2 separate regions of the Homo sapiens genome follow, and region 1 is linked to region 2. The links are chromatin loops, found by intact Hi-C in ENCODE. Cell type or tissue: A673. All regions are shown on one strand. Each heading gives the region's core, and the rest is flanking DNA. Links, peaks and the distances in the headings are about the cores only.

Region 1 (15,825 bases), core at 3,404-11,403, 210 kb before region 2:
TCTTTTAATCTTACATGTACTTATTTTATTGAAGTTTGGTAAGCTTCAAGAAAAAAGTAATTTTATTGTTTTTCACAATGTCCCCTTAAACTGACTCTGTTATCTAATTTTTGTCATGTATTGCAAGCAAATTAGTCTTTTTCCTTATTCTGAAAGATAAACAGTCTCATTTTCAGATAATGATAAATGCACCTCATAAAAATACATAAACTTCAGACTTTTATTTGCCTCCAAATTTCTGATCCCCCAGCTACTGTAGGATACAGGCTAGAAAGGGTCAAACCTGGAAGGTTCTCCACCTTCTTCTGACCCCTTTTTCCCCCTCACAGGCCTGCTTCTGCTTCCACCAGGTCTGCCTCAGAAAGTATGAGGAGGGAGAAAAGGAGAGGGCAAAATTCTATGAGGTTTTCACAGTTATCATCTACTCTTGTTCCATTCTGGGCTGTTGTTTTTTATCAAAGCTCCCATGGAAGTGCTCTTGTGGGTTTGTTTTGAAATGTCCTATAGTGGCCATCATGAGGATATGAGCTTTTCTGGGAATGCAGCTGCTTGCACAATTTCCTCTGAATCTTGCTTCTAGGTTGACCCCTTTTTTGTGGACACCCCTTGCATGCAGTTTTCATGGTTAACGTTTCTTTAGAATGATCCTAAGTCAACATCTGTCCAGAAGATGCAAATACTACTTATAAAAAACATACATATGCTTTTGCCCTATCAACCCCTAAAGTTGAGTCTTTTGCACAAAAACTCTTCCTTCCTGTCACCAAGCAGGGTACTCCAGACAATCCTTCCTTTTATTTTGTTTTCAATGTTAGTAATTTATTAGTTCCCACATTTCCAACATTCTTGGAGACTAGAAAGTTCAAGCTCTCTAAGAGATTCTCTTGAAAGCTCCACATCCCTCCACTTTACTTTAATTTTAGGGGAATACAGTAAGGAAATGTTTAATTTTTAATTGCTTTCAAATTTCTAGAGAGTTCTTTACTTTTTCTTAAGTAGTTGGAAATTATTGGCAGAATCAGTTACAAATTCCTGGACTTGGATAATGGAAGTTGTTAATAAGTATTGGTTTTGTCCTGGTATCTTAACCAAACTGATATTAGAAAATTCTTTTTGTAATATATCATACAGACACATACCACACGTGGACACAAATAATCCCCATAACTTTACCAGTAAAGTAGATAATTTTTAAATGAATAAATTAACAATTGACAGATGGTGACTTCATACATTAATATATTAAAAGGTGGTTTTCACTCAGGCAAATAAGTTGATTGTGAGGATGTGTAAATACATCATTTGGACTGCTAAGAAATTAGTTCAACAATATTTTGATCTGCTAGATAATAGTCATAAAGCAATCATTTTAAAAATTTAATAACTATGTTTAACATATTCAAGACAGAGTTTGTAAAGTTGTTGGATAAATAAAAACTATGCAAAACCCCTAATAATATTAGAAGCCTTTGCTTAACCTAAAAATTCTCAAAACATATTATATTGGAGGTATCAGGAGGTGGTGAGTGGCATTGGGTACTGCAACATAGAAGTGGGAAATCACTTTTCTAATGAAGGCTATTAATCCACAGAAGAGAAAAATAGTGGAACATAAAGTTAAATTACACTTTGAGATTCACTGCCTTTTAGATACCAGAAGAAATTACTTTTAACTACTCTCTTGTCACACTTGTCAGGAGCGCAAACCCAACATATTCATTAGGTGGGATATTATTAAGATAAGGATAGGCCGGGCGCGGTGGCCCATGCCTGTAATCCCAGCACTTTGGGAGGCCGAGGCGGGCGGGTCACGAGGTCAGGATATCAAGACCATCCTGGCTAACACGGTGAAACCCCGTCTCTACTAAAAATACAAAATATTAGCTGGGCTTGGTGGCGGGCACCTGTAGTCCCAGCTACTCGGGAAGCTGAGGCAGGAGAATGGCGTGAACCAGGGAGGCGGAGCTTGCAGTGAGCCGAGATCACGCCACTGCACTCCAGCCTGGGCGACAGAGCGAGACTCTGTCGCAGAAAAAAAAAAAAGAAAAAAAAGATAAAAATAAAATATTGTCTGAGAATCTCATGTTTGGAAGGAATAATTTTTTGTTCTATCACACTAATATCCTTAAGTATATAAACTGTATCTTATTTTGTTTTTCTACATTTCATAAAGTCCATTGCACATAATAGATGCTGCATTAAGTTCTCAGATTTGTCCATTGTCTAGTTCAGCCATCCATCCTGACAGAGCAGGAGCACCTGTCATCTTGGACAAATACCGCCACTTTAAGTCCCGCTCCCTTTCTAGCCTTTGCATTTCAAGGTAATCCCTTCTCTTCTCACGACAAGCAGCCAGAAGGAGCAGACAGTAAAACACAGACGAGACAGCTCGGGGCGCAGAGAGGGGTGAGGGGACAGTCTCTCAGGTAACTGCCAAATTTCACCCTTACACAATGGGCCCCAGTAAAACAGTGGGCCTTAATAAGCACATTCCTTTCCCTTCAGGTGCACTAAGATAGGGAAGCTAAAAGCCGACTCGGGGGGATATGCCTGCGACTGCGGAAAGACGTATGGGAACAGACACACAACTCTCCCTCCCAGATAAGCACAACAAAGAGACACAGAAGCAGTCCAAGCCTCTGATAAACTCTCCCACCCTAAATCCTTAAAAACAATCTGTAAGAGGGTGTGCCAGCTGCCCGTCTCAGGTTTATTTAAAATAAACCTGTCCCTGTTGACTGAAAAGCCATCCTTCGTGTTTCTCTCCTTTTTCTTTAATTCTTACACATCCTTTGTTGAAATTCTCTCTATTCATTCCCTGACAAGTAATCCTCAAGTTTCATAAGCCTCAACATATGTTCGGTGGGAAAACTTCCAAAGACATCACAAACACACAACAAAGCCTCATGATCAATTAATTCTGCACATTCTATATGCTCTGCTTTTTTCTTGAAAATGCACAATATATAGCACATCAAAAACTGAGATCTCTTGAACAATACAATGTATTATTATCTGCTTACCCAAAGTTTTTTCAATTTATTTGGCCATGCAATCCTTTTTCAGATAATACTTTAAAAATCATATAAAACTGGTGTTTGCAGGAGCACACTAGGGGAAACATTGCTTTAACCTAGTCAACATTTCAAGTCACAGGACATTCAGTAACTTCTTTTTTGTTTTTGTTTTTGTTTTTTAGACAGGGTCTCTCTCTGTCATACAGGCTAGAGTGTAGTGACATGATCATGGCTCACTGCAGCCTCAACCTCCTGGACTCAAGTAATCCTCCCACCTCAGCCTCCTGAGTAGCTGGAACCACAGGCACATGCCATCACACCTGGCTTTTTCTTTTTTGGTATTTTTTTTAAATTTATTTTTATTGTTTAAAACAGCTTTATTGAGGAATAGTCTACATATTATAAAAATCATCCGTAATTTCATGTATACAAGTCAATGATTTTTATTAACTTTAATGAGTGGGTCAGACATCACCATAACTAAATTTTAGAACAATTTTATCCTTTAAATAATATCCCTCATGCCTATTAACATTTAATCTTTTTCTCATGCCCATTCCAAGGCAACCATTAATCTACACTCTGTCTTGATTAGCATGCTTTTTATGGACATTTTATATAGATGGAATCATACAATATGTGGTCTCTTGTATCTGGCTTATTTTACTTGGCATGATCTGAGGTTCATCTACAATGTATCATATGTCAGAAGTTCAATCTTTTTTATTGCTGAATAGTATTCTATTATATGTATATACCACAACTTTTTATCTATTCATCAGTTGATGGATATTTGGGTTGTTTCCACTTTTTGGATATTTAAATAATGTTTCCATATTTGTATACAATTATTGTGTGTACATATGTTTTTAATTTTATTGGGTATATATCTAGGAGTGATATTACTGGATCATACTCTAGCTTTAGCTTTTAGAGAAACTGCCAGACTGTTTTCAAAAGTGGCAATGTTAGAGATGTGGTTTCACCACGTTGCCTAGGCTGGTCTGAAACTCCTGAGCTCAAGCAATCCACCAGCATCCACCTCCCAGATGTGAGCCACTGTGCCCAGCCAGTAACTTTTCAATCAGCTCAATTCATTCATATAAGGTTGTTTTGAAAGTCTTCCTTGGGAAGGCCAAAAATTTAATTTCCAGTAAAATGTGGCTATCTTTCCTATCTATATCTCTTGAGCACATCCAGTATAACTTATTATTTTAGAAAATTATGAAACATTGCAAACATCCAAAGAGTTTAGATACTAAGACTTTCTTATCACTAAAATGTAATGTACATTACTATTTTGTCATTTTGTTTCTTTAGATCATTTTTGGGGTAGAAATTAAGAGAAGTAAAATTTTACTAATATAGTTAAAAGCCACACTTAATCCAATCATTATTGCCAATCTCTTTACAGAAAGACCTAATATCTTGCAAAATATGTGTATTTGTGTACAATAGCATGCATTATGTCTATATTTTTGTATTAAAAAATTCATATACATAGCATCTTACTGTGCATATCACTTTTCTCCTTTCAATATTATGTTTCCAACTTGATACATTCAGATCATACATTTCAAAGGCTTCATTTATTCTATTTTATATATATACCATAATTTATTCATTTCTCAAATTTGGCTATTATAAACTGGCAATGTACATTCTTGGTTGTATCTCATTATGCACATACATGATAAATAATTTGGGTACTGGATGGACCCTAGAGGTATAGATAAGAAACAGTAAAATTTTACTAGGAGTCAAATTTTCTGGGTATTTAAGAAAACAAAATATTTATTTCTTTATTTTAATTTACATAAAAGATATATATTTGTCATGTACAACACGTTTTCAAATATGTATACATTGTGGAATGGCTCAATTGAGCTAATGTGTGAATTACTTCACATACTTATTATTTTTCATGATGAAAACACCTAAAATGTACTCTCTTAGCAATTTTCAAGAAAAACTTATTAACTGTAGTCACCATGTTGAAACCCCCATTTAATTGTGAGGGGTAGAACAATAGAAGCCACAAATATAAGTAATAATTTCAAGAAATGGTTATATTAGCCAAAATGGTTCAATTAATACCTATTTTCACATATAATGTTGAACAATTTTTGTTCAGCCATAATGTGTTATTCTTTAGCAAAAACGTTGACACATGTAGTTATAGCCATAATTAGTAACAGCCTATTAAAATACCTTAAGCTAAGAAAATAAGATAGTATTTTTTACATTTTAGTCTTCTTCTTAGTATTTTCCTTTAACATTGATACTTCATTATAGACACAAGTGCTCTCCAAACATTAGCAATGTATATAGTATGTTAGATCTGCCATTCCTTTTCATAAAGAGGTATGGTCATTTAAATCAGAGTATTCACATAAAGTTGAGTTTAAAAAAATAAAACTAAATTTTAATTTGGTAAATATAAACTTTCTTAGAATTTCTAATTTTACATTAAAAAGCCAAATAAAGAGTTATGTAATTTTTCAGATAATAGGGATGCCTAATCAATTTTTTAAAATTATGTGTACTGCATATCTTAGCCCTTGATTTTCTATTTACTGTTTTTAAACTATTTGCAATTACCATTAATCTAGTTTATGCAAAGTTAAAAAGACTTGTCAAAAATGAAAAGAAAATTCTGATATGGAAATCATAGTCCTTGAGTATACAGACTAAAAAACAAACTAACTAAAACCATAATGAAATGTTAACAAAATATATACATTTAAAAAAGAATTGCCATCAGAGAACATAGCGAGTCTTAGACTCTCCAAGAATTGTTTGTGTCACCATCCATTGACCAATTTTAACTGCCAAATTAGGCCAAAATACAGTGCAAATGATCTTTGCTGATTTTTATCAGGCTTTGGCTTGATTAAAATAGTGTTATGTATGATAACAGAGCTAAGAATCTCACAGAGAGAACAGAAGTCTCCTGCATGAGACTGTCAAAGTAATTTGAGATATTTTTTGACTTTGGGTTCTGATCTCCCAGTATTAGATCCTCACTTGTTTTGAATCCTGGTATCTGTACTACGAAATTTAATATGTGGCAGTGTGAAAATTGTGAAATCAAATTCAAGGTCACCAATAGACAATACTACTATAAAACATAGTAAGTTCTGACCAAGGAATAGTCAAATGAAACAAAACATTATCTTCACAACTTTTCTGTAAGTTGGAGCAGAACTTTATAAAGAACACCAATCTTCATCTGAGGACTGAAAAATCCAAAACTGCTGTATTTTTAATAAAACTGTCCCCATGTGATATTACTCTTTGGAAATCTCAAAACTAAGAATGGTCTTGTTTTTCCTATCTGCCATGAATCACCAGAGATATGTTTCATCTTAGAAATTTCACTCTCCAAAGTGAACCTCCTTCTGTAACACACAAACTTGATTTGGAAAACAAACTTAATTGCAAAGCACCAATTTGTCTTCAATATTCATTATCTGTGAGTCTTTATTACTGTCCTAGAAAATTATATAACAATTTTCTTTTAATTATCTTCCTGAGGATACACCTCATTTCCTGATGACAATTGGAAAACATCCAAATGGCGACCAGCCATAATTATGATATGTTACTTAATCAGAAGCTTCAGTAGCTATTCACAGTCACTATGTTTATTAACTTCAGTTTCAAATCATGACATTATTCTAAACTTGTTCATAAAGTATTAAGACATACCATAGATATGTAAAATTTGATGAATTTATTTAAGGGTTTTGTAAAAAATTGTTTTGTAAAATTGTCTTTCATTGACTCCGGTTATGTGGAATAATTAATATATACATAAAATATACACACATAGATATAAGGAAGGAGTCAGGTATTTTTATTCTTATAAAATGTGTTATGGTAAACAAACATGTAATTGGTTCAAGAAGAAAGGCCTCCGCCAGACACTGAAGATTTCTGTGACAGAAAAGAAATACAAAAGGAATGATGGATAAGAAAAGTGATAGGACATTTAGAAAAAGAAAATAAGGGCTCATGCCTGTAATCCCAGCACTTTGGAACCAACCCAAATGTCCAACAATGATAGACTGGATTAAGAAAATGTGGCACATATACACCATGGAATACTATGCAGCCATAAAAAATGATGAGTTCATGTCCTTTGTAGGGACATGGATGAAATTGGAAATCATTCTCAGTAAACTATCGCAAGAACAAAAAACCAAACACCGCATATTCTCACTCACAGGTGGGAATTGAACAATGAGAACACACGGACACAGGAAGGGGAACATCACACTCTGGGGCCTGTCGTGGGGTGGGGGAAGGGGGAGGGATAGCATTGGGAGATATACCTAATGCTAGATGACGAGTTAGTGGGTGCAGCACACCAGCATGGCACATGTATACATATGTAAGTAACCTGCACATTGTGCACATGTACCCTAAAACTTAAAGTATAATAATAAAAAAAAATAATTTAAAAAAACATAAAAAAAAAAAAGAAAAGAAAATAAGGATTTCTCCTCTTTGAGAACCTGGAGATTCTGCATGTGATTGCGGGTTTTGCAAGAAGGGAAAGATGTGGGACGATTGCCCAGAAGCCAACAAAGCACTTTTCAAGTCTTAGAGCATCAAACCGTATTGTTTCTTAGGCTTGTGTATTAGCACACATGGCGTGGTCAAGGAGAAGCCTAGACAGAATTATAGTCACATCTCCGGGAGTCATAAGAAAGATTTTGTCATGCACAAGAGAAAAGGGACATTTTATTATCATTTTTTATACCAAACCCATTTATTGAGTAAGCACTTAATAAATGTGAGCGAGCAGTTCCTATCAATGGTGACGTCATTAAAAAGATTGCTGGATTAAGTGCAGCTATTGGATGCTTCCAGCAGGGGGAAGCAGACCTCTTTATAGTTAGAGTGACTGATTTCAAAGATGGCCCATTTGCAACTAACAATTACCAAGGAGTTGGTTTGTTGATATTCCAGAGTTGAGATCACCAAAACATGACGATACTAGTCTATCTGCTTAATCATCCTTCATCTGTAAACATTTATTCCTTCAAACTGCATTTTTTAAGTAAATCTGATGGAGGCAATAAATATTTTAGAATCACCACATGAAGATACACAAAGTATTTTATATATTATATACATTGGTAAATGGATTACTCTCCTTTAGTCCATAACACAACTTCAATTAATGATTTATATTCTGGACTGCATATTGAATATGGAGGCTAGAATCATAGACTACTAGGCAGGAATCTTCAAAAGTTGAGCATAGTTGCAGACAGGTTGGAAGTGCGAGCCATGCATTCACAACTTTGTATTCCTACTTAGCTATGACTATGCCCTTGATTTTTCTTTGTCCTGTCCAACTGCAAGGAAGAGAGCTAGCAAAGGTTTTCTAATAATATTTATTCAGAATTCTAAACTTATCAACATGCCAACTCAGACAATTGAAACTGCTCCTATGCACATGCCCTTGTCTTGCTCTGCTAGTCTGAGTTTCTCGCAAGGTAAACTGAGAACAGCCAGAATTTCTGGATTTCTTCCAGAAACTCAATCTCTTTGCTTCCAAGTCTGACACCCCAGCTTAAAGTTAGAATTATGAATAAATAAATATTAGTAGCACCTTTTGGAGTCATGATGAACTCATAACACAAAACTCAAACTCTCAAAATTAATTACTTTGTAGTTTCCCAGGTACCTTTCTGTGAACAATGCCTATCATACATCATTTATATATAGAAAATGTTTGTCATTATAATTGTTTTGCTTGCTAATTTGTTCTTTTTGGTTTATAAGGCTGAAAGTTTGGACTCTATTTGAAAAGCAAAAAAACAATGAACAATTTTTTAGGAATAGTGGATGTGCTATTGATACGGAATTTTAAGCTTTATGTGTGTGTATGTATGTGTAAGAGACACACACACACACAGAGAATGTGATATATATACATATATATGTATATATATAATCTTTTGATACCACAAAGTTCAGAGCAAAAATTTTTAGACTGCAGCCAATGGTTTAGATGTCTAAAGGGAGGTAGCACGTCCATATTTGGATGGGAGGTGAGGCAGACATGCTTGAAGATGCAGGGATGATGCGTAGCAATACAGGAGAGGGGATCACACAAAAGCTGAGAGAGGAGGTTTGAGATGAGAGCTGCAGGACTGCTATGTACAGTTATGCACAGTGTCCATTGTACAACTCCGGGAGGACAGTGAATACCAATTCCAGTGAGTTGTGCCCTTGGAATTGTGTGGTATACAATACACAAATCTATTGACCATGTATGGTAGTCTTACACGTGACAAGTGACAAAAAACACAGGAAGCTCCTCAAAAATATTTATGAGGTGGCTGGATTATGTAACATCATGCCTAATAAGAACCTAGAATATTTAGTTTAGATAACAACAGAAAGGATGACCACAGAATACTGGAAATTTCAGAGTGGAGAGATACTCTTATAGTTTAAATAAATATCTTTTAAAAAACCACTGAAAACTTACTTTGCTTATTGCCCTATCAACTAAGCTTTTCCCTTTGTATGCTACTTTGCAATTCTGTGATCAGAACTAATCTTAATTTTCCATTCCCTTGATGAAAAAAATAACCTATTAGTTTCATACGTATTTGTTCCTATTGTCTTTGGATTTCTATGCCATATTCATTTTAATTTTCACTTGAAATAATCTTACATTTGTTATCTTGTCCCCGCACAGCTAAGCCTCCTTCAAGCTATCCCTATTCTCCATCCTAGAGTTTAATCCCGTTAAACATAGATCTCTTGTTACAAAGAGTGCATAGAGAGATGTATACTTTCTTTTCTTTTTTTTTTTTTTTTTGATATGGAGTCTTGCTCTGTCACCCAGGCTGGAATGCTGTGGCACGATCTTGGCTCACTGCAACCTCCACCTCCCAGGTTCAAGCGATTCTCCTGCCTGAGCCTCCTGAGTAGCTGGAACTACAGGCACCATGCCCAGGTAGAGACAGGGTTTCACCGTGTTAGCCAGGATGGTCTCGATCTCCTGACCTCGTGATCCACCCACCTTGGCCTCCCAAAGTGCTGGGATTACAGGCATGATTCACCACGCCCGGCCGAGATGTATACTTTCAATAAGCATTTATTGTGTACTTAACACTATGAGTGGCAAGAAACCACTCTTCCCTGAGTGGTCATGGCTTCGATACAACTTCTTTCTCTCTCTCTTTTATATTAAACAGGAAAATCAGGGCTATTTTTTTCTCATTGAAGTAATTTAAGAGTATTATGCTTCAGCTGCTGAATGAAGAGATCAGTCTATATGATATGATTTTAAAGGAGCCAGAATCACTCAAATCTATGTAAAATGATTAATATATACACCAGTAGTTCGCAGGCTATCTGGTTTTACAAAGTCTCCTAGGTTTTGCGACCGATAAGGGACAATTCACTGGGAAAATTGATTTTACTGATGTATCATATGTTCCTGGATTATTGAGTTCCTACTTACCTGTCAAGACATTGCTGAGGCACCACCTATTCTTTGAAGGAAAAAACGCTAATTACTTCCTTCTTTCATATGTGAACTTCTGTACGTATGCATGTCTTCTCACGGCTCATACCACCTGTTTTGGAAATAAATGTTTACTACACTGTCTGTAAATGACTGGAGGGCAGCAAACTGAGGTTACTCACCACAAGGCTCAGCAAACTCCCAGCAGGTAGAAAGACAGGCAATCACCATTTTCTGAATCAGACTGAGAAGGGACTAAAGAGAAAAGTTGAAGGGAGAAGCAACTACTGACTACTTCCTGCATGCTATTCCTCTGCCAGGTTTTCTTTTGTGGTTATCTTTTAAACTTTCCTATAATTTTCCAACAATTCTGCTAAGAGAATGCCATCCAGAATGGTTCAGAGAGAGAACAATTGGAAGCAGTCTTTTTCATTACCCAGCATGTCTTGTTTTCCAGTATTGTTCAAAATTAGGTCACTGGTGAAATAAGCTAATATTTTCATCTCAGCTGACTCACTTAAAACAAATGTTACTGCGAGTATAGAGGAGAAGAGGAGCAGTGAAGGCAGTTTAGAACACATCAAGACAAGATTATGAATACTTTATATCCTTCACAAGAAAAGCTAACACTGGCAATATTTACATAGACATTTTCTTATTGGACTTAAAATTATACAAGTGGTTACTTTAAAAAATACTTGGTTACTTTTTCTATTATGAATATTTAGTTTAGGCTATTTTTAAGCACCATTAGCACTAGTTGATGGGAGAAAGACAGTGTAATATATACTATAGCTAAACTTCAAGATAACACTACTTACGAATTAACAATAGAAAAAGTATTTTATGACTTTCCCTAGAGGAGATCACGTTACTGCAGTTCCCTGGCACCTCGAATGTGTTACGCTTTATAAGAACCAGCATTGATGATCATCATATAATTGTAGGAAGATGTTTATATATTATAAATAGTGAATGTATTTCAAAACTAAAATCTGGCAATGCTAATAAAGTTTGGGTTGTTACATAGAAATAGGCACTTGCCATTTGTGGCTACCCAAAACATTTTAAATTATTTTCACCCTTATTGTAACAGTTCCCCACATTCTCATGTTGTTAATTATCTTTCCGAAGATAAAATAAAATAAAAATTTTTATTGCCAGTGTATGCACATGTAACTTAAGTCCCACTCAATAAACATACCCATGCAAGAGTTTGAATTGGAGGTGAGTTTTATGGGTGATCAGTGAGATCTTGCTTCTTGCTCCTGGTGTGGGTGGAGGTGGAAGCTGGGTACCTCTGTGCTCAGTGGCCACAGCAGCAGCAGCAGTTTCCTTATCAGGCCAGCTCTGCAATGTTGTTTGAGGACTATTTCTGGGATCTCACCCTTCAGTGTTCCTATAATACTGTGAAGTTTCAAACATCCTTTAATAAATCTATTTGAGCTCAAACTAGGTACAGTAAATTATTCTGTTGTCTGCAAATAAAAAATGCATATCTTATTTTAAGGATTCTACATCTGATGACCTCATAAACCCAAAAACTCATTTTTAGCTTGACTCATGGAGGATCCTTGAAAAACATTTATTGATGATGACGGTGGTAACAAGCATTTGCCAAAACATAATTTAATGGGATATATTTTACTCACAATTTGTGCTCACTTTCTTTTTTCCTCAATAAGAATGTCAATGTTATGTATTTGAATGGCATAGATCTCTATATTGTTAAGAAAGAAGATGCATAAATTATGAAGGTCATCTCTTAAAATTCTGATTTGAAATCCTAACTTAGATATGCTAAGAAATGTGTTTTCTGAAACCTCTGTAAAAATAATAATTACACACTCACAACACATACATATATGAGAAACTTTCTTTTTTCTTATATATCTTTTGGAACTAGTTCAGAGATATTTCTGCAGCCAAATACATCTGTCAGTTTCTTTACTATAAAAAGCAAAATTGCTGAATTTCAGCAAATCATCCCCAGTTAAATGAAAGAAAATAGAGTAAGATGAAGCAGTATAAAAAATATCTCTTATCAGCTGTGAATGCTCCAAGTATTCTTTGTTTTCAATTTTGCACATCTACCCTTAAAAATTACTGTTAAAATTTTCTTTTTTCTGTAATATCAGAGTGGGAAATGATATGACAAAATCAATATTTAATATAACTTTATTCATCTTGCTGTGCTAACAAACTAAACTGCTTAAATCATTTTCTTTGATGTTTTACAATATTAGAATCATAAAGGGCTTAGATTTCATTGGTTTATGAGCAAGCTTGAAATACTTTCCTAACATTTTTCCCCTTTATACCTCAAGGGCACATAATTAAATTGATTACAACCCTTGCTTATGACTTGTTCTCATCATAGATCCATGTTCAACCTTCTTTTAAATATTGCTTACTCTTTTGGTTTTCTCATTTATATAAAATGCTATCTGTGACACTTTTTACCTATGACTTCTGTTTTCCATATTTTTCCAATATGCACTCTTTGCAGAATACCAAACTACTACAGAAGATACAACAGAAATGGGAAACCTAGCCTCAGTCCTTTAGTAAATGACTCACAATCTTTTATGGGGAAAGAACACACTCATCATTAAACAGCAATTTGTAATAAAAATAAGACAGCATATGACTTCTAGGTAAAGTGATTGCTTTCACAAATTAAAACTGCTGGAAGCTTAGAAGAATATTAAATGAGCAGACACACTATTTGAAACCAAGCCTCAATTAACTTGTACAACTCATGGCTGTCCTATTAGCTATATGTTAACATGATGTGCTTTTTATGGATGCCACATCAAATCCAAACTAGCAGATGAATGAGAGATGAATACCATGTTGCTCATTTATTTCCAGGTAAGATTTAGCTGTAGGTCACTCTTTAGAGTTCTTAAGTGACATTTAGTAAATAAGGAAACCTGAACTCTGTAACAAAAACAAAAGTAAATATTCTTCTAGCAAATACATTATGTGGAATTAAAATAAACTCACATTTTACCTTCTACGATTCAGCACTATGGCATATTCTACAATTACATTGGTCATATGCCTATTTTCATATATGCCCCATTGACTCATCTTCCTTATATATAGATATTCATGAACTATTCTTAAGCTAGAAGATTTTTTTATGGGAGAGCTCGTGTGGTCGAAGAGACACTAGATTTAGATGATTAACATTTGGAGTCCTGTTAAGGAGGTAAAAATGGAGCAACAGAAGAACAGATAAAGCGAGGATTAAGTATGAGGGATCCTCATGTTAATAACCAGCTGAAATTGAAAGTAGTAAATGTTTTTAAAAGAAAGTGTATATATGTGTGATGGCTTTCAAAGGCTAACCAAAGGCAAATAGGCATCATTTTTTATTATTCCAGTATATCACTGTATTTGTCTTCTAGGGCTGCCAAAACATAATACCTCAGACTTGGTGGCTTCAACTGCAGAAATTGATTTTCTCACAGTCCAGAGGCTAAAATCCAACACAAGGTGTCTTCAGATTTGGTTTCTTCTGAGGCCACTCTCCTTAGCTTGCAGATGGCTGTCTTATTGCTATGTCCTCATATAGCATGTGTGTGTGCGCATGTGCACTCCTGCTTTCTCTCTGCGTCAGGTTGGATTAGGATATACCCTGATGGCTTCATTTTAATGTAATTATCTTCTTTCTTTTTCTTTTTTCTTTTTCTTTTTTTTTGAAGCAGAGTTTTGCTCTTTTTGCCCAGGCTGGAGTGCAATAGCGCGATCTCGGCTCACTGCAACCTCCACCTCCTGGGTTCTAGTGATTCTCCTGCCTCAGCCTCCCAAGTAGCTGGGATTACAGGCATGTGCCACCAAGCCCGGCTAATTTTGTATTTTTAGGAGAGATGGGGTTTCACCATGTTGGTCAGGCTGTCTTGAACTCCCGACCTCAGGTGATCCACCCACCATGGCCTCCCAAAGTGCTGGGATTACAGATGTGAGCCACTGCGCCCAGCTTAATTAACTCTTTAAAGGCCCCATATCACAAAATAATCACATTCTGAAGTACTAGGGGTTAGGTTTCAACATATACATTGTTTTTCCAGGTGTGGGGGGAGGCAATTCAGCTCATATCAATCACCCTACCTTGACATATCACCCAGATATATTATGAGCCCTACATTTTAATCAAATTGGAAAAACTCAATTTTCCTAAACAAGCCAATATTTTATTGCCTTCTCACTTTTGGAAAATACATTCTTTCTCCATTTTTCTTTGTCATAATTTTACTCATCCTTCAAGAGTCCACTGCTTCATCTGAGGGCATTTTTGATCTACTTGTCTAGAAGTAACCACTTCCCTTGGCTTCCATTAGTCTTTTGTTTGTTCCACTCTTTTAGAACTTTCATCAAATGCCATCTTCTATCAAAATTGATGTACACTTTATTTGCATATGCATACTGGAAGGTATTTTACAGAACTCTTGTCTTATTTTTTTAATGCCTGGCATACAGTGGATACAAATATGGTTTGTTGACTGGTTAAAATCGAATGATGTAAACGTATTAGTTATATTTTTTCTTCAGTCTGTTAACAGTTTTTCCTAATGTTTTCAATTTTATCCAAGTATGATTTGCCATAAAACTCCCCAAGAACTCACACTCCACTTTTAAAGATTGCTTTATTTATAATATTTTAGGAATATCTGAACATATTTCTCTCAGTATTTGGTAGAGAGGGAGACCAAAAAAGCAACAACGATAAATAAGATTGTAAGAACCAATTAGCAAGCTTGATCTAATTCTTTTACATGAAACACTTCACCTCAACATATAGGTACACATTCTTCTGAATCACAAACACAGACCACATGCTGGCCTATAAAGCAAGTCTCAATGGATTTCACAGGATTGGTAGCATGCAGCTAATTTTTCTAGCCACAAATAAATTAAGTCTGATATAAATAGTAAAAATAAATGGAATGCCTAAATTGCTAGAAAATTATAATTTATCAAAACAGGTCATAGAAGAAATACAAGGTTAAATAGTTTTAAAAGCATTACAAAATTTTTAAATGTTTTCTATTCTTAATTTTTATAATTTGAAGTGGTCTTCTTGCTCCCAAACACAGTATCTCTAATTCAGCCTCTAGAATAGGGGGTCATAAATACCTTTAAGTCTCATTACACATAGTGCTCTATGCAAGAATTGTCAACACTATGAAAGAGAATACTAATGAACATCATGAAAATCTAGAAGAATTACATCACTGAAGATGATGTCATTGTTACAGAAAAAGCCATGAAAGCCATCATGCCTGAAACAATAAATTCCTG
Region 2 (15,825 bases), core at 5,123-13,122:
AGAAGAAAGATCCCAAAATCTGGTCACACTTCTGAGAGAGAAGAGACAGTTAAAATAATTTTTTTAAATTCATTTATAATGGCAAAATAACCAGTTGAAGATAGTTGTGTGGTTTTTTTGGGAATTATTTTAAAGTATTTATTTGAGAGAGATTCTGAGAAGTGGAATACTAAAGCAAAGTTATGAAAAAGTGCACCGTGTTTGATATACCCTTGCAAAGTGAACCTCTTACAGGTGCTCACAGAAGTCAATAAACACACTAGTTTGCCTTCAATACAGCTAGCATTATCTTTTTAGAGAATTCTCTGATTTAATAGTGAAAAAACTCACCAGAAAACCATTAGTCTCCTCTTTTACATTTGCTGCTTTTAAATAGTGATAGTCTGTAATTTTTCTAAATTATTTTATCCCCAAGCAAATGGAAGCTGCCCATTGTTTGTGTATGTTATCATTTGAAACAGAAATTACTGTTTAATTATATCATCATCCATTGAGAATAGTCATCTGAGCAATTTACAACCAGGGAGTCCTCATTGTCTGTAAAAGCCAAGTGTAATCAATTAAGTTAAATGCTTCAGTGAAGCTGAAAAAAATGCCCCCTAAATATTTCTTCTGATTGCCTGCCAAGATTATATAATGTATACATAGCTAAGGCAGAAATTTTAGAAAGAAAGCCTTTAGCAGATTGGTCTCCCTCTTAGTATAAGCAGTTAATAATAACCACAACACGTAATTAGTATCAGCCAATATTGACTAATAATATGAACTGTAGGTTAAAAGGATTAAACATCTTGGGTAATAAGTAGCAGGAAGTTTGTACTCCTTCTAAATCATGAGGCACGTCTGACTGGGGCAAAATTAAGTAAATGAGAAATAGCTAAAGCCACTTTCCATTAGTTCAACATTGAAACAGAAATGTTTTTGTGAATGCTCCAGTTTGTCTGCATCTGGTCACGGTATAATTGGGAGATCTATTAAAGTGTAAGTCTCTGAATGGTTCCATTTATATTTATAGAAGATTTATATGCCTAATCTTGATCTCCCTTTGAATTTCAGGTTTCCATATTTAATTAGCTACTGACTGTTCACAGGATACGCACATCCAAAATATCCAAAACTAAATTTTCACCTTTGAAAAAATTAAATTTTCATCTAAACCCAAGATATAAACTTGGGTTTCCTATCTCGTTGAGTTGCTTCACCACCTTCCTAATTGCGTAAGCTATAAGCCCCAAAACTCAGTTATCATCCTTGACTTTTTCCTGTAGCTCTGTCTATATGTTCATCCAATGGTCACCTTCTACCTATTCTAATATTATGCTGTCATCTAGAATTTATTGAGGATCTAAAGTGTGCTGGGCTAACTATTCATAATAGCAAAGACTTGAAACCAACGCAAATGTCCATCAGTGATAGACTGGATTAAGAAAACATGGCACATATACACCATGGAATACTATGCAGCCATAAAAAAGGATGAGTTCATGTCCTTTGCAGGGACATGGATGGCTGGAAACCATCATTCTCAGCAAACTAACTCAAGAATAGAAAACCAAACACCACATGTTCTCACTCATAAGTGGGAGTTGAACAATGAGAACACATGGACACAGGGAGGGGAACATCACACACCATGGCCTGTGGAGGCTGGGGGGCTAGGGGAGGGATAACATTAGGAGAAATACCTAATGTAGGTCACGGGTTGATAGGTGCAGCAAACCACCATGGTACGTGTATACTTATGTTACAAACCTGTACGTTCTGCACATGTAACCCAGAACTTACAGTATAATTTAAAAAAATTTAAAAAAATTAAGTGTGCTGGGCTAGTGCTCCACAGGCTTTAATGCATACATGAATTACTTTGGATCTTGTCAAAATGAATTAGCTACTAATTCTGTAGTTCTAGAATGGGGTATGAAATGCTGCATTTTTAATAAGTTCCCAGGTGATAGCAATACTGCTGGTCCATAGATCATACTTGGAGTAGCAAGTTGTTTGAAATCTTTTGGGAGCCATTGATGCCAGTGACCCAAAGTTTCTCTCCTCAAGCAGCTTACATTCTAATGAAGAAACACAGAAAATAAACAAATGTCAGAGGAAAAGAAATACTATGAAAAAAATAAAGCAGAGGGGTATAATATGAAGTGGGGGTAGAGAGTGGTAGTTGAACTATTTTATAGGGTGCTTGGGGAAAGCCTTTCTGATAAGGCAACTTTTGAGCTGAGACACATAAGAAATGAAGAGCTGAGCAATTTGGAAATACAGGAAAGGGGATCCCAGGCAGAAGTTGCCTGAGAGGTTCCATCTCTGCCACCAGAGTTGAAGTACTGGACCAGTGCCGAAGCCCTCCTTCCAAGTGTGCTTGTCTCTGACCCATTTTCTACACTGTATTCAGAATGATCTTTCTAAAACATACATAAGTTTATGTCTTTTTCTAAAGGCCTTGTTAGCATCCATTGCTCTTAGTATAAAATATGATTAAATCACTCTTTGTTAAGAGTGTCAAGTGCATTAGCTGTCCGCCTTTTCCAATACTACCATGGTGGAGTGAATAGTGGCTGGGTATTCTTAATGCAGGAAAGATCCTTTTTAACTTTTTTTTATTATTTTACTTTAAGTTCTGGGATACATGTGCTGAATGTTCAGGTGTGTTACATAGGTATACCTGTGCCATGGCGATTTGCTGCCCCTATCAACCTGTCATCTACGTTTTAAGCCCCGCATGCATTAGGTATTTGTCCTAATGCTCTCCCAATGCTGTCCCTCCCCTTGCCCCCCATCCCCCATTAGGCAAAGGTGTGTGATGTTCCCCTCCCTGTGTCCATGTGTTCTCATTGTTCAACTCCCATTTATGAGTGAGAACATGTGGTGTTTGGTTTTCTATTCTTGAGTTAGTTTGCTGAGAATGATGGCTTCCCTACATCCATGTCCCTGCAAAGGACATGAACTCATTCTTTTTTATGGCAGCATAGTATTCCATGGTGTATATGTGCCACATTTTCTTTATCCAGTCTATCATTGATGGGCATTTGGGTTGGTTACAAATCTTTTAAGTTTTAAATAACTGCTGGGTCATCGCCATTTTTTTAGACCCCTACCAAATCTTTTCATGCATTGTTAAAATGTCCACCTAAATCTAAAATATTTTTTCTCACCAATTTCTGTTTTTACAGGGAAAATGTAGATGGTTTCGAATCTGGATGCTTGCAACAAGAAGAATGCAAAAGTCTTTTTATATTTCAAATTTAAACTTCTCTGAGAATTGGATGAGCAACAAACTTAGAACTTGTTTAAACACTTGCAAATTCCCAAGACACTGAATTGTTGTGAGAAAATATGTTATTTGATTTGGTTCTTAGTAAGTTAGAAGCAAGTCCACTATAAATATCTGATCTATTCTTTTTAAAGTATTGTTTCTTTTACACTTTCTAATGTGCTTTTATATATGGTTGACTTACAGTTGTAGTCCTTAAAGCCAAGAAAACAAAAACAGTTAATGCATACATTTTCATAATCTTATTGAGAATAAGGTAACAGGCATGTCAAATCCTATATTGATATCCACGTAAAAAACCATTGATACTTACCTCCTGAATATGGAACAGGTTATTCTGCATAAGAAACCTACAGGAAGATGACAGCTTTGGAAAACCGAGGCACTTTGAGTCTAGTGTTTCTCCTATTCAACTCAAAATTTTCTCCACAGTATTTCAAGCGGGATGCTGGCCAAGTAAAAGAAAGTTAGGATCCTTTTTCTATGTAGTTTTCATATCACTTAGCAATTTAAATACAAAACACTAAATATACTCTATCAAAACACAAGGGTTAGAAATATCTGAAATTCATGAAATAGGGCTAAGAAATTCAAATGCTGACAAGAGCCAAGTCAGTCTCTCTTCATAGGAAATTTCAACAAAATACCAAAACAAACTAAGAAGAAAGGAAATTTCAACTTTAGACATATCAGGATCAGAATTCTTGGTTTGTTCCCTGCCTTAGTTATACTTTTCTTCTCTTTCCAATTCTAATTTAGTTTAATTAATATTCCAAAAAAAGTTATGAAATTATAATTTAATTCCATAATGTCGGTTGGTTTGCAAAAATTAGTGGCATAAAAAGGGTTTATTAGATTTCATGATGTTTTTCAGATTGTCTAGGGTCAGCTGGACCCCTCAGTTCCAGAGAGCATTACTTGAGGAAATTTAGGCAAACATATTTAGCTGGAAGTTGGACTATAGCTGCACCATCAAGTTGGCCTCAGTTACATGGCTGATACCTCAGCTAGGGTGAATGGAACAGCCAGAGACTGGCTGGTCCTCTCTCTCCAACAAGATTCAACTTCTTACTTGGTGCTTGGCTTTCAAAACAGCAAAAGTGGAAACTGTCAGATCTCTTAAGCTCTACACCCAAAACTGATATAGGGTCAAAGCAAGTCACAGGGCCAGCACAGATTAAAAGAGAGGAGTCACAGACCCCATCTTTTGATAAAGGAGAAGCATACATAGAATAGGAATGGGAGGAATTGCTGGTTCCCATTTTTGGAGACAATCTACCAAAAAATTACTCTCTCCCATTAGTTTATTCATTTAATGTAATTGTAAAATCAAACACATCTCCCTACCCTGTTAAAGAAATTCTAAACCTTATCAAATAAGTACGAAAATTCATTTGTGGCTATAGGTGCTTCCATGAACCATCTATTTCAGATACAGGTAAAACTGATCGCGCATCTAGAAAAGATTCAGAAATTTCTACAATTTACAGCTTAACTTGCGTTATGCATGTATAAAAAACTAAGTGAGGTTTCCACCATCAATTTTCAAAAACAAGCCTTATGCTTTATTCATGACTTATAGATTAATATAAGCTGAAGTCACCAAAAATAAAGTCTTTGGTTTATGCAGAATATCTTGTATAGTACAGAGCTATTACTTAAATTCAATGGCTCAGAAAAGCAGCAACATTTATTCTTCTTGTTCAAAAATCTATATGGGGCAGTTCTGCTTCAGGCTGTGGGTCAGCTGGGTGGGGCTCCAGGGTATCGGTGGGGCTCCAGGGAGCTCCACAGGTCTCATTCTGGGACCAGCAGCTATCCAGGGCATACTCTTCTTTTGACATTTAACATGAGCATAAGAAAGCAAGTAGAAATACACAGTGTTTCTTAAGACCTATCCATATTGCATATGCCTAAAAAAATCATTTGACTAAGCCCAACATGGATGGAGCAGAGCAATGCATTTCACGGACTCTAGTGCACTTCAAGGTCGTATGGCAGAGGAAGGAATTAAAGAATGGGAAACAATATTCCCATAGGCCACAATTAGTTTTGTCCAAATCTGTTTGCCCTTCTAATTAGAGTGGCAAATGTGGCTACTGATGCCTAATAAGATGAGGATGACTGATATTGATGATGATCTTGCATCAACTAATAAATATTATATAATCTTCAAGAATCTTAGTTATTTATGTTTTTTAAAATGTTTTAACACTGAAAAGGATTGTCTCTAGTTTCACAGACAAAAATTTCTATTGAACACATACTATTACAGTGTTATTTGGCATGTTATTTGTAATGTATAACATGTAATGTTATACATTAATAACGGTAATAGGATGTGTTTAATAGAAATTCACATCCTATTATTTCTATCGAACAGTGCCAAATAACTGACATGTTACTGTAGTTAATTAGAATTTCCTGCTCTACCAATATCCTATTTAATGCTATAATTCCTGTACTCCAAAGTCATATTGTTTAGGTCTTTCTCTATATTCACACTCTAAATTGTAGCAGAAGTAAATCCTAAGAAGATTTATTTTCTTTTCTTAATTTCAAATTTATCTAAGAAAATTCTAGACAATGTATTTTAAAATAAGCAAAGAATAAGCAATCAAAACTGCCCAGCATTTCCACTGAAGACAGAACAGTCATACTGAAACAACATTTAATATGCTTTTTAACTTGTTCCTTTTCCTCTGAATATGAAGCAAAACTCTGTTTAAAAACATTGAATACCTGTTTCAATCCGATAATAATTCATTATACATTTTTACTAACCTCTTGAATTATCTTAACACTTGTGGCCCTTGAAATGAAAGCACACAGATTAAGTTGAAGATAAAATATATAGTATTATTCTGTCTTCTGTATTAACAAACTCTATTCCCTTGAACTGTCTCTCTTGACATACTCAGATAAAATATTTGTATGCCTAGGTACTTAAAAACCAGGATCAATTGTATAGTAAGCTCTACTAATATTGTTTTGATTATACTTAACTGAATTTAAAAATCACTCTTTTTTGGAGACTGGGAGGAAACGAATTTAGGCACCACATAAACTGTAGTTTTTTATAGTCATCATTTAGCGATTACTTCTCTATACAATATGTTTCTGGTAGGAATTATCCTTTACAAATTAGATACATATTTCCATTTTAAGTTAAATGACAAAACCATCAAAAACTCAAGAACATAGTAACATATTAATAATAAAATAAATTATAAAATGTTATAAATGTTTGGAATACATGTACCTACATCAAAATGAGTCAACCTATTCTTTTGGTCTAGAATGTTCTTTCTTACCCTTGCTAACCAAACTTGTGAATCCTACTTCTTAGGATTAAGCAAACTCTCCATCTTTAAAATTATTATTGATTACATAGCCTCCAAATTTAGTTACCTTAAACAATCATCTATCCTTTTCCTGAATTCTTACAGCATTTATTCACTATATCTAATCTTTGGAACTTAGCTTAACTTGGTTTGTATTAGCAGTTCTCTTTTTTAAGTATATTACCTCTGCAAAAACACTATAAGCTCCTGCATATGAGTAACAGAGTGTTATAACTATTTGTATCCCCTGTGTCTCATGGGATATCCATCCAAAATTATTTGAAGTCTAAAGAATTCAGTATTAATTAATCAATTTTGATGTTTCATTTAATTATTTGTATAACAATTGGTAGAGAGCAATCACAAGCATATATTAGATTATTATTGTACTTTTTATTCATGCAATTTCTTTACGTAATTTGAAAGGAAAAAAAATAAATCAAACTTGTATTTTAGAATTAGGTTGGCAAGCCGGGTGCGGTGGCTCACGCCTGTGATCCCAGCACTTTGGGAGGCTGAGGCGGGCGGATCACGAGGTCAGGAGATCCAAACCATCCTGGCTAACACGGTGAAACCCCGTCTCTAACTAAAAATACAAAAGCAATTAGCCGGGCGTGGTGGCGGGCGCCTGTAGTCCCAGCTACTCAGGAGGCTGAGGCAGGAGGAGAATGGCGTGAACCCAGGAGGCGGAGCTGGCAGTGAGCTGAGATCGCGCCACTGCACTCCAGCCTGGGCGACAGAGCGAGACTCCGTTTCAAAAAAAAAAAAAAAAAAGAATTAGGTTGGCAAACCGTTTTGTAAAGGGCAGATAAGTATTTTGGATTGTGTGGGCCAGCCCATCTATAACACAGTTGTTCAACTCAGCTGTTGGTGTGAAACATTCATAGACAATACACAAATGAACATACATAGCTACGTTCCAGTAAAACTTTATTTACAAAATGAGTGGTGGCCTAGATTTGGCTGCCTAAAGAGTTTTCCTAGTGTGTTGTTCTAGGGTGTTGGTGAGAATATATTAAACTAAAAACATATATCTTATTTCAATTGTACGTAGAGATACAAGTTTATAAAGTAAATAAAGCAATATTCCCTCAGTAGAGTAGATTTTCCTTAAACACTTTCTGATATTCAGCAAAACTTATGCTAGCAAACATATATAATGTGATCTTTGGTACTGCAAATTTTGAAAATACTTTGCAGTACAGCATAACTTTGTTTTAAAAATATTATAATCGTTCATGTATTGATGGTTTCAGTGGTAAGATTAGATAAAACAATAAAATAAATAGTTGTTACATTTTTCTTGAAAATTGAAACAAATAATTATCATTTACTGATGATTCAGAGTTGATTTTAAACAGTTTCATTATGGAGTATAATTTTTTTTATTAATAAATAAGTACATTTGGAACCTTCTAAGCAAATGCCACTTTAAAGCTTTTCATAAATATCTGCCTTTATCTTAGGCAGATTTGCCCTGGAAACACACTCAATGTGTATTCTGGGTGCTCCTCTTTTGCATAGCTCCAAATTTTCTGAAGAAACAGATATATACCTTTCATCATCTCTGTATAATTCATAAAAGTACCCAGAAGTCAAGCTTTAACTTTTTATTTGCAGGTTTTAATAAAGAAAAATATTAAAATATGACTTGACTTTAGAAGTTGATTTTCCTGACAGCAATCAATAGTCCCAGCGAAATGTTAACAATTCATTTTGTTTTCCCTGGTTCAGTGTATCATAGTGCCACCTGCTGGTGTAATTAAAGAAATTGCCAGTATAATGGAGGAAAAAGCAAACATAGTGGGCATAGTATGAAAGTGGACCGTGAGAATCTAGAAAGTTAAGTAATGTACTGTATGCAAAGTACGTAAAGTTACTTTAGCTAATTTGAATTTTACTTTTTAAAAATTCATTTAAAAATGCAGTAAAAGTGTCCATCCAAGACCTGGAAAACGTTTGTAATAGCAAAAGTTTCTAATGAGGAGTTGACTTTAGGTACAAGAATTGCTTTTAATTCAACTTTTTGTTTGAAATTGTTCTAAATTTTTTATATAAAAGCATTTTAAGAATTTTTAAGACTATTTGAACGCAATTTGTGCGATGCACACTCATCAATAATAAACATGCCTTTAATCAATTTTCCATTGTATTTCCTGAGTCTGTGGGTGAATGATCACTGCATGCTACAGTCAGAGTAGCCTGCAATACAGGCCTCTCTCTTCCCCTCTCAAGTTCTCTAATTTCTTTTATTCATGGAAATCACCTAAACAATTAACAGAAATGTAAACCTGCATTTAAAATAAAAATAATTAGAATGGAAGTATTGGTGCCAGCTTACAAAAGGCTTATAATTTAACTCTAGAGTGTTTGTATGGGGAGAGGCCAGGAATGACAGATCCCTGCTTAGAAACTTTGTTTGTTTTTATTGAATAAATGAAATAAAAGTTTTACCACTCTGGATTAACTCTCAGCAATTGGCTCTTAATTTTGTTTAACTCATCCTTCCAAACATATTTTGGATAACAGTTTACTGTTCTTTTCCTGGGGCAGAAAAATAAAGTAGGGGAGAAATGGCAAAGCAGATGCACCCTGAAGGTGAAATTTTGTAACAGGCAAAGTTTATAAAGTCACGTTTCTGAGCGTTTTTCGGAGGGGATTCTAGAAACGCTCATGTCTTTATGCTGTGCTCTAGTTGCACAGTGCTGCCATGAAAACATTTAGTACTTGGAATATTTGCTGTCTCCCTTAATGTAGTCATCCATGTGCCTGCCATGAACCAAAGGTCACAGTACCCCTCTCTGCATCCTTTCTGCTACATAACTTGGATATTTCTTTTCTTGCTTCATTTGTAATTCTCTGGCTTTCAATACTTTTTTTGTAAGTGACTTAAAAATTTTTTAAAAAATAGTCTGGGTACAAAGCATAAATATACTCAATAAAAAAATTTACTGTAGGTTTTATTCTCTTGAAGACCTTTTTTGGGGAAAAATGATCAGTTTTACCAGTAACTTAAAGAATTATTGGTTGAGGTTTCGTGTGGTTGGTTGTTTTCAAAACCTTCTTTAAAATGAAAGGAGTAATAAGAATATGAGCATTTTATCTACCTAGTATATTAGTGCCAAATTATGGGAAAGATGCAAAGTCTTTGGGAACCTGGAGGTTCACAATCTGTTTATTGCTTTTTTGCTCCCTAATCAGAGCAGACCCTACAGGAATTTAATAATGAAGTTGCCAAGACAACTCTGATTGAAGTTTCTACTTGCCATCCAGACCAAAAAACAAACAAATGAACAATATCCAACACTCTTGTAGGCTTTCCTAACGTAAAACAAATTTAATGTAATTTCTATAGCAAAAAAAGTGATGTCTCATAATGCTTATATATTCTACTAAACTATAGAAAAACCATAACTTATCACCAAAACCATAGTAGCACGTACCTCTGTGGAGACATATCTAGACACTCATTACTTAACCTATATAGCGAATACTTTATACTGATCAAAGTATTAATATTCTTTTGAGGAGAAAATTCATATTGTTGTTCTGTGTTGCTTTATCATTAAATGATGGTCAATGCCGACCATCTGCTTGAATGAGCAACAGGAAAACTGTCTAATTCTATTCGATGATAATTTCTTGAGAATTTGAGTTGACATAACATTGAGAAAGCCTATTTTTATTTCCTGAAACAATTTATCTCTGTATATGTTTGCTAAAAGTGCTTTTCCTGTCTCTAAATAACTGTTTTAAGATATAGTTTCAGTCTGAATAGAAAAACTGCAACTCAAACCATCATGCTTAAAATTTTTAATTTAGACTTGGGGACTGCCTAGCCCATCCTTTGACACCCTACAATGTAGAACCTCTTAATAAATAAACCACTCTTGAGTACTGCATTGGGTAACTTTTGAAGATGCATGAATTACTGAAAGCTAGTAGAATGAGATTTAGTAAAAATGGATACTAATTTAGTAGAAAGTGCCTGCTTATACTATAGATTATTGCTGCTACAAAGATAATGACACATTTTCTGCTAGTGTTTTATTAATGTCCATTCTGATTAAATGAACATTAGTCATAAACTAATTCAAAGACAAAGACATGACTGTTACTTGCATAAATGCAACCATGGCTATGGTAATGGTAAATGTGAATGCCCAGTAAATGCCATGACATTCAAATTTCATAAATTGGAGCCATGGGAAATACAGTAGGTAGTTCTCAAGTAATGAAGAACCTGTTCTAGGAAATAAAGAGATTTAAGTGTAAGCCCATGATATAGTCCAGATATCTATCCCCTCCACATTTTATGTTGAAATGTTTCCCAATGTTGGGGGTAGGCCTGGTGGTAAGTGTTTGGGTCATGGGGGTGGTCCCTCATGAATGGCTTGGTGTCCTCCCTGTGGGAATGAGTTCATGCACTGAGTTGTTTTAAAGAGCCTGGCACCTATTCCCTTCTCTCTCTTGCTCTCTGTTGCCATGTGATATGCCTGCTCCCCCTTCGCCTTCCACCATGATTGTGAGCTTCCTGAGGCCCTTACCAGAAATGGATGCCAGTATCACACTTCCTGTGCAGCCTGCAGAACCGTGAGCCAAATAAACCTCTTTTCTTTATGAATTACCCAGTCTCAGGTATGCCTTTTTTAAATTTTTATTTTTCCATAAGTTATTGGGTTACAGGTGGTATTTGGTTACATGAGTAAGTTCTTTAGTGGTGATTTGTGAGATCCTGGCGCACCCATCACCCGAGCAGTATACACTGCACCATATATGTGTCTTTTATCGCTTGTCCCCCTCCCACTCTTCCTCCCAAGTCCCCAGTGTCCATTTGTCACATTCTTATGCCTTTGTGTCCTCATAGCTTAGCTGCCACATATCAGTGAGAACATACAATATTTGATTTTCCATTCCTGAGTTAATTTACCTAGAATAATAGTCTTCAATCTCATCCAGGTCATTGCAAATGCTGTTAATACATTCCTTTTTATGGCTGAGTAGTATTCCATTATATATATATGATGTGTATATATATGATATGATATAAGATATATATGATATGATATGGGATTTTATATATATATATATATATATATATATATATATCACAGTCTCTTTATCCACTCGTTGATTGATGGGCATTTAGATTGGTTTCACGATTTTGAAATTGTGAATTGTCTGCTATAAACATGTGTGTGCAAGTATCTTTTTCGAATAATGACTTCTTTTCCTCTGGGGTAGATACCCAGTAGTGGGATTGCTGGATCAAATGGTAGTTCTACTTTTAGTTCTTTAAGGAATCTCCACACTATTTTCCACAGTGGCTGTGCTAGTTTACATTCCCACCAGCAGTGTAGAAATGTTCCCTGATCGCCACATCCATGCCAATGTCTACTGGTTTTTGATTTTTTTATTATGGCCATTTTTGCAGGAGTAAGGTGGTATCACATTGTGTTTCATTTCACATTTCCCTGATCATTAGTGATGTTGAGCATTTTTTCATATGTTTGGTGGCCATTTGTATATCTTCTTTTGAGAATTGTCTATTCGTGTCCTTAGCCCACTCTTTGATGGGATTGTTTGTTTTTTTCTTACTGATTTGTTTGAGTTCATTGTAGATTTTGGATATTAGTCCCTTGTCAGATATGCAGGAACAGTCAGCAGAGTAAAGAGCCAACCCACAAACTGGGAGAAAATCTTCACGATCTATACATCTGACAAAGCTATTCCTTTATAGAAATGCAAACAGACTAACACAGTTCATTTTCCTACCTAACCTGCTTTTAGTATATGAAGTTTTAGTATACATACTTAGTATATAAAGTTTTAACACCTACTCACAGTACTTGCTATTGACATTATAGTTAAAATTAGACTTCACCAAACTTATAACAGCTTATGACGTTGTGGTAAACAACCCTTAATTCTGAAATGACTTAAGTGTTTTCTGATCAAGGTTTTTGTCGTTTAAAACTGCCAGTTACCCTAGGTAAATATGCACATTAAGAATGGTATAAAACATTTTTACTATGAAATGGAGTATTTAAACAATTTTCTTATTAATACTTTAAACAAATCTTGATACAATACAAATTGTATTAATGTGACAATGTTAATAGATTTTCTCTTGTGCCGTAACTATCCATTCTATAAATATACTTTCTCTCTGACATCTTCTGTATCCACAAATTGTATACTTCCTGGGTTACATTTGACATATGACAATGCTATAGCAATATTTGCAATTTAAGAGGAAGTTGCAAATAATATTTCAAGCAAATGTGTAGATGGGCTATATAGCCTATACTAAGATGGTCTTAGCTTATGAAAAGGGATTAAATACAAGCTTTGGAAGATGCTTCATTTTAAGCACTGTATTTACAGGGTAAAGTTGTAGGATATCATGAGCACATTGGTGGACTGATATTTTTACTTCAAATTCTTGTTTCACAGTGACACTTCAGCTTAAGCTTCTATTATCAAGAGTTTACTTATTATCTTATTCCACTTAGAGAATAGTGGTGTGGCTACTTGGAGAAGAGAAGACTTGCAGGCAACTCTTAAGCAGAACTCAAGGACTTCAGAAAGGATGAGCATAAGTGCTGAAGAAGGTTCAGTCCACACTCGGAGCTCTTCACCAAAGATTTCTGTGTTATTTAGAGATTGCTATTCAGACAACTTCCTTTGGCTTGTATATGCCCACTCCCAATGTCAAATGCACTGTTACCCTTCCTGGATGCAGCCAGGAAGCAACTCTCAGACCACAGATGCTTCTAAAAGGCCCAGGATGAGGCTGGGTCCTTGTAATACAGTAGAGAGGTCAAAAGAAAATGTGGAATAGGGGCGGCCAAAAGACTCATAGGCTCCCATCTACAGCAGTCTCTGTAATGTTTGTTTCTTTGAAATATCCCACCCCACAGAATTTATCACTCACTCTGTTTACTTCAAACTTCTTTTTTAAGAAAACTGTCTGAGTTTTAGCCTCCAATTACTGATTTCCCTTCATTACTGAGTAATTTAGTTTTGTATTGAATAGCTCTTGATTTTTCCTGACCAATGTCTTTATTTTCTTCTTTAATTTAACCTCAATATTTCTTTGGGTAACTATACCATCTGGTCATAGAATATAGATGTCAATCAAGATAGTCTTCTTTCCTTCAGTCTAGTCAAATGAAAACAACTCAGTTCTGCAGACGACCATGCTGTTTCTTGTGTCTTCATCCTTACACTCCTCTGCTCTCTTTGTTTCTTCTATTGGTATATTAATATCTCAATATCTAGCTAAAATGTCACCTACCTACTATGTTATTAAATCTTCCACAGTTTGCTCCCCCCTCCCATGACCACACTTGTAAATGCAAATGAATTACTCTTTTCTCAGTAATCCTTAGGTGTGATGTATGTAATTATATTATAGTCTTGCCTTGTTGCATTGTTTAGTTTTGAGGTTAGGACTCTCTCAAAATCATGAGCTTCTTCTTAGTAGGGCCTGTATATATAGCCCTAGTGTCTTATAGTGTCTTACATGGTTGGATCTCAGTAAAGCCTTCTTATTTTATTAACTGATTAGCAAGTTGGACTACATGATCTCTAAGGTGTCTTTCAACTCAGTGTTAAGTGATTCTATTGAAGATGTGAGAATCTGGCTGTGAAAGAGTAATTAGACTGGCTATGTGAGCACTGAGGGAGAACTCTTATTCCAGGTCTCTTTAGACCAGTTCAATTTCTCCAAAACAATGAAATAAACTTTTCCAGCAACAATGAAGGAAATAGTATTTCTTGTTGGTTAAAAAATATCCTAAACTCAAGCAGGGACAACATCTTATGCATCTCTGCTTCTCTCCCAACCAAGAATCACAGTACCCAGTATGTTGTGTATGTTTAGTAAATAATTATTGAAAAACTTAGTTATTTTCATTTCTTCAAAATTATCTCTCTGTGGAAAAAATAGTTTTGTAGAACTGATATTTTATCTATTGAAAGGTATAATTGAAATACCTCTGGAATACACTTGCAAAAATGTTTGGTAAATAAATATAGGCATGTTGTATGAATGTTTTAGCATATTTCAACTTTGAGAATGAAATTCTGGAATTCCTAGGACATATAAAACACTGTTTATTCTAAGCCTTCTCCAATTGCCATTAGTTTGTATCTCTTTTTATATATGGGTTTTAACTTAAATATATGGATAGTGTGATCTAGTATATATGTTCCATTATTTGCCTTTCCTGTTTCCCACTGTCAGCCCTCCATCTCCCAGTTGAGGCCATCATCACACCATATCTGGATATTTATGGTTCCCCTCGATGCTTTTCCTCTATTCTAACTATTCCCCTTCTAATCTTACATTCTTACTTAAACGATTCATAAACTTCTCCTTAAATCAGAAAGCCCTTTTAAAAGTTTTCCATAAAAAAATCAAAATTGATAAATTGATGAATTACCTGATAAATAAGGTAATTTACCTTATGCTCAATATTGTGACATGAAGTGGATTGTTTGATCAACTAAGACTGAATGCACTTGGTAAAGACAATAGAGCCAGATGACAAAAAACAGATAAACAAATAAGAAACAACCCATTAAGTCATCCCAAAATGTCAATTCCTTAGAGTTGTTTTCTTTTGTTTGTTGTTTCATTTTGTTTTGTGTGTTTTGCATTCCAGGTGAAGAAGGTGTGGAGAATATCAGTTTCTAGAATAACATCCTGATTCACCAGAAAACTGAAATTTTTATTTTATGTTGATTGATTGATATAATTGTTGAATTTTCATATCTGTTTTATCATCATTTTAGAAAAGAAAAAATACAGTTTCTAAGAATTCTAGTGTTTATTTACAAAATTTTAAACTATTAACATGGTTCAGAGTACTTGTCGAAAATCTCTATGAAAGCTCTTTATCTTGCTTTGTTTATATTTCTATAATGAGATTTATTGCCTATTCCATTAAATATTATTTTAAAACATTTTTTCCACTGCTGCATTGTATTCCTTATATGTAAATACTATTATTTATTTCAACATTCCCCTATCATCTGACTTTTTCATTTCTTATTAAGAAAATAATAATTTTATGAAAACACTTATACAGAAATATGTGTTGGCATCTCTAAATATTTATGACACATTTCTATGGGCAAGAACTCTACATTAACACTTTGAGATTCATCATCATATTGATGATGATGCCAAATAGA

What was found. Peaks named below come from ENCODE experiments on the same cell type or tissue, not always from the same donor. Only the 100,000 strongest peaks of a DNase experiment are listed, where the experiment ranks them.
Region 1: it touches region 2 in a loop (6-fold over the local background); 19 of 110 quality-filtered maps call a loop at or near these places.

Annotation. Positions count from the first base shown.
Region 1 is chr3:87,496,164-87,511,988 of GRCh38, reverse strand. No RefSeq gene overlaps it. Among named protein-coding and RNA genes, the nearest start is that of POU1F1, 230 kb to the right of the region's middle. In A673, for the core only: a CTCF peak has its summit at 7,887 (motif pointing right); DNase peaks (open chromatin) are centred at 6,558 and 7,898; H3K27ac peaks cover 1,113 bases.
Region 2 is chr3:87,290,853-87,306,677 of GRCh38, reverse strand. No RefSeq gene overlaps it. Among named protein-coding and RNA genes, the nearest start is that of POU1F1, 22 kb to the right of the region's middle. In A673, for the core only: a CTCF peak has its summit at 8,382 (motif pointing left); a DNase peak (open chromatin) is centred at 8,367; H3K27ac peaks cover 1,545 bases.